Regions from separate parts of the Homo sapiens genome. Here region 2 is linked to region 1. The links are chromatin loops, found by intact Hi-C in ENCODE. Cell type or tissue: ovary. All regions are shown on one strand.

Evidence for each region. Hi-C counts contacts between places; a loop is a spot of excess contacts. Peaks named below come from ENCODE experiments on the same cell type or tissue, not always from the same donor. Only the 100,000 strongest peaks of a DNase experiment are listed, where the experiment ranks them.
Region 2: it touches region 1 in a loop (4-fold over the local background); 28 of 110 quality-filtered maps call a loop at or near these places.

Annotation. Positions count from the first base shown.
Region 1 is chr3:134,463,283-134,465,782 of GRCh38, forward strand. No RefSeq gene overlaps it. Among named protein-coding and RNA genes, the nearest start is that of ANAPC13, 21 kb to the right of the region's middle. RefSeq lists enhancers at 1-10, 1,462-2,186. In ovary, no CTCF peak of the experiment used is centred here; DNase peaks (open chromatin) are centred at 1,059 and 1,862; H3K27ac peaks cover 1,685 bases.
Region 2 is chr3:134,196,459-134,198,958 of GRCh38, forward strand. All of the region lies in intron 6 of RYK (receptor like tyrosine kinase), which reads right to left. Among named protein-coding and RNA genes, the nearest start is that of RYK, 53 kb to the right of the region's middle. In ovary, a CTCF peak has its summit at 1,420 (motif pointing right); no DNase peak of the experiment used is centred here.

The DNA.
Region 1 (2,500 bases):
CAGCCTCCAGTCCCAATTCTGTCTTGGTTTCCCCATCTGCAAAGGAAGGATTCTGTAGTGGATGTTTTTATGCTTCTTTCAATCTCAGGCTCTGATTTGTTCTGGCATCTAAATGGATGCCAGCTATTCCACTTTCAAAAACCTCAGAGAAGAAAATTCTAGAGTCCATGGTTTCTTTTCTTTAATTTTTATGCCTAATAACTCTGTAAAAATTTCTTTCTCCCATCGCATAAATCCTTTCCCATTCAATCAAATGTCCTTGAAGCAGAAACACATGCCTACTTCTGCAGCCACACAGATAGTTGGCCTTTGCACACTGGTTGATGTAGGGTTTTGCACCTCTTCTTCATAAATGTTGGCTACCATAATTATTCAAATGTTCCCAGAATAAAGATTATAGGTATAATGGCATGGTGCAAGGAGGCTGGGCTTCAGCTGGGGCAGCCGGCCCCTCACTTTCAGGGTGATCTTGGCTCTCTGAGTTTCCTTTTCCCCAGAGGTAAGGTTGGGGGGACCTGCCCTCCTGGGCCGCAGGGCTGTCGTGAGGATGAACTGAGATGCACCAGAAGAGTGGCTGTCTTTACAATATGTGATTATGTTGCATCCTGTCACCTGCTGGCCCAAGGACAGGGATTTAATTGTGTACTGAGACCCTTTGGGAAGTGCTTTTAGATCCCTATGGAATCCTTGGTGGAATGCGATGGGCTATAAATACAAGAAGAAAATAGGTAGAGTGAAAATAGAGACTTCTGGAGAATCTGGCTTCCTGTGACTCCACTGGGGTGCTGGGCGGGAGCGCTTTTTCAGAGCATGGAGACTTTCCTTGTACCTCCCCTCATTCCCTCATTCCCCTATTCCCCAGGGTTTAAAAAAAAAAAAAAAAAAAAAGAACTTTCCCCGAACTTTCCCATTCCTCTGCCCTGGCTGCTAATGCTGAAATTCCATCTTGTGTTTGTTGTCACCCGCAGGTCTGTTTCCATGGTTACCCAAATTCCAGGCACTGGCCCCAGGCCCACCACAACGCATCCCTCAAAGTCTCTTTGGCAGAGGAAAAGCATTTCTCCTTGCTGCGGCAAGTCAGAGCCAGAATCTCGGGTTCTCCTGCTCCAAAGCCCCCACTACACCCTCATTCGCGTGTGATTCATGCGTTTAGGTGGTTCTGCTCAGCGTCGTTTTTTGAGTTGGGGAGCGGTGAGTAAGCACAATATAAGTTTCCTTCATTTCTCTTCTCCTTGTTTGAGCTAAGGAATTACTTTCTTGTACCAAACATTACACCCTTGGAAAACACTCCAGATGGTTCTCATTAAAATTCCAATTCCTTTTTTTGCAATTCATTTTTCCCCATTCTCCTCAAACTACTATCTCAAAAATAAACACCAGGCTGAGGAGCAAGTGAGGGGTCTGTGAATAGCAGCTCCAGTGAATGGAATCTTTCAGAGACCCCTGGTGTGGCCCTGAAGGCGCCTGCAGCTTCTCTTCTTGCCAAGGGTCACCTGGCCCTTCATAGGGAGGCCAGGGGTAGCAGCCCTGTGGCATCCTCACCAGGGAGAGTCCAAACACACATGGGGGGCATGTGCATAGGGATGCACATGAACACATAGGGATGCCGAGTGCAGCAGCCCCATGCACTGTCACCAGGGAGCGTCCAAACACACGTGGGGGGCATGTTCGATGGCAAAGGTGCCCTAAGGGGGCCATGGGCTCTGCTGCCTCTGCAGGAAGAGGGGCAGAAGGCCAGCTAGGCCTCTGTTCCCCAACAGGCTGGGCCCAGACCATGCTTTGCAGAGGGGCTGTCCACCTTCTTTAGTATACAGCGAGGCCTCTGCAGATTTCTAAAGACACTGGCCACAGGAGCGAGGTGATGCTTACTCTAAGAAGCGGACAAGGAGAGACTGCCAATGCCTTTTGGCCATAATTGCAGCTGAGCAAGTCACAGGCTTTGCTCCCACATCTGGAAAAATCTGCATGCACAGGAAAAGTATGTGTGTGTCCAGTGATGTGTATTTGATATGTTTTTATTTTCAACTTTATGTTATGAAAAAATTTAAAAATACAGAAAAGTTGTAAGAATGGTACAATGAACAGCCATATCACTCCACCTAGATCCAACGAATGTTACATTTTGTCATATTTCCTTTCCCTCTCTCTCTTTCCAGATACACAGAGAGATAAATACATATCCTTTGCTTAGACATTTGAAAGTTAGGATCTTGTCCCTATAGCATTTTATAACCTAGTAATCTATGCATTAATGCAATCATATACTGCAGTCATGCACTGCATGACAATGTTTTGGTAAATGATAGACTGCATATACAATGGTGATCCCATAAGATTATAATACCAGGCCAGGTGTGGTGGCTCAAGCCTGTAATCCCAGCACTTTGGGAGGCCAAGGTGGGCTGATCACCTGAGGTCAGGAGTTTGAGACCAGCCTGGCCAACATGGTGAAACGCTGTGTCAACTAAAAAAAAATACAAAAATCTATTTTGCGCCTGTA
Region 2 (2,500 bases), 270 kb before region 1:
TAAAGCTGAGTGCGGTGTGAAGCCTGTAGCTGCAGCTATTTGGAAGGCTGTTAGGCAGATCACTTTAGTCCAGGAGTTTGACGCCAGCCTGGGCAACATAGTGAGACCCTGTCTCTGAAACAAAACACACACACACACACACACACACACACACACACACACACACACACGGCTGCTATGTAATCTATAACATTTATATATGAATGTTTATCAATTTCAAGAGCCCATACACAAATCTGAAAAATGTAAATATATAACATCCAGGCAATGAGGACTGTAAGTCTTTATGTAGCCTTTCTATGGCTAATAATACAATATACTACTATCTGCTATTGTAACCAAACATCTGTAGAAAGTCATAGCAAAAATTAAGATAGAAATGTCCTGCAATAAACATTTGGAGAGCACTTATAATATGCAAACCATTCTGCTCAGCACAACCATAGATCTCAAGATACATGTTTGCCTAATGAAATGCCCCCCCAGCATGCCTTCCCTGAAGATGTCCATCATTTTAGGTTATCTATTAGATTGGTGCAAAAGTAATTGCAAATTGCAGTTTTTGTCATTGCTTTTAATGCTATTGCTTTTAATGACAAAAACTGCAATTACTGCACCAACCTGATACTTCTTCTTGTGATGCTGCAGTTAGCCCTGTTTCTCCAGCAACTCTGCGAAGATACTTTGCAACTCAAAGAGACTATAATAAAGATTCATTAGGCTATCATCTGGTCAGAGTGCTGGAAGAGCTTCTTTGGCTCAACGTTATTACAGAATTGATCTATATGAGTTTATAATGCAGTGGGTATAGGTCAATATAGAAAAGAGATGAAGAGCATAAACCGTGAAGTCAGAACTGCCAGTATCATCGATTACTAGCTGTACGGCCTAGGACAAACTATTTAATCCTCTGGAACCTCAAATTCCCGTGGACAGAGTGTGCATAACACTATCCTCTGATAAGATTGCTAAAACGATTACATGAAAAATAAATAAGTAAAGCATTTATTGCCTAGCCCTCAAACATATCTTTATAAATTATTGTTACTAATTTATAGTATACTACTATAGTTATATTAATTATGTGAATATTATGCATCTCCAGTCGTTAGAGCAAAAAGGGATTACAGGACTCTGTTTTACAGTTGAGTACCACTCAAAAATCAAACCAGATATCAAAGCTGTTAGAAGTCCAGACTTCAATAATGGGGAGGGAAGAGGAGCATTACCATCCTCAAAAGGGGAGGAAATAAATGGGATTAAGATAATCTACCTCACAGGATTTTTGTGAGGCTCAAATTGTATGAGATATGTGAAAGTACTTCTTAAGTATTATCTGCAACCAACATCACTGATGACTAAGTGCACAGACACAGTCTCTCCATTAACTTAACAGTAGGTGGCACTCTTGTGCTACCTCAGAATTTTTGAAAAGACTGTAGGCACACAAAGGCGTTACAGGGACATCTATGTCAATTTTTCATTCCCTCAACAGATATTAAGTGGGTCCCTAAAATAAGCAAAGCACTATGCTAAGTGGTCAGAACGAAATTTTTTTTTGAATCCAAGACTTACTGTTATGATAGAAGCAAGAAGCAATTAGGGACCTACCCCTGACATCCATTAAAGTCAACACCTACATAGCTATATCACAAGAGGTGGAAAATGAGATTAAAATGTATATTTGCTAGCACTTAATAGTTTATAGCCAGTCTAAATAAATTATCAATCTAAATAGATTATCTCATTTGATTTTCAAAAGCAAGTAAAATTATGTATGGAGATACTAACCCTGTCTTAGAATGAAGTCAGAACTTTGGGAAAGATCATAATTTTCCTTCAAAACACTGACAACAATTTGTACTTTTCTATTTTTCTCTGTAACTCCACTTCATCCATTCATTCCACAAATATTTATTAAGTATCTACTACATGTCAGGTACTGTACTGGGTGCTAGAGATACAGCAATGAATGCAACAGACAAAGACTGTGACCCCTACATTCCAGTAAGGATTTTTTTTGTTTAATATCTGTCTCATCCAACCAGACTATAAACTCCACAAAGGCAGGACAAGTGCCTGTTTATTCACCTCTCCTTCCCCAGCACTTATGCCAGTACCTGGCACAATAAGCCGCAAGTGGGCCAGAGTGAGCCCCAGTGACAGCTCAACTAACACTGAGTCAATCAATGAACAGAGAAAACCACGCTTCCCTGGGACAGAAAACATAAACCAGACAGAATGGTCATTTCTGGCACAAACTATTGTGAAAAAAGCAAAGAATGATTGGTAAAACAAAATGGTTTTTTTCCTCCCTCTATTCATTGGTTATTCAACCAAATAGTTACTGAGTATTTTACTATGTGTCAGACAGTTAGGCATTAAATATAAAATCAAAGATTTTAAAGGGAAACTCTGTCACCAGTAATGGCATGGGGGCGGTGGTGGGGATAATGGAAACTGGAAGAGAAAAATTAAGATGCTGCCAGATGACAAGTTC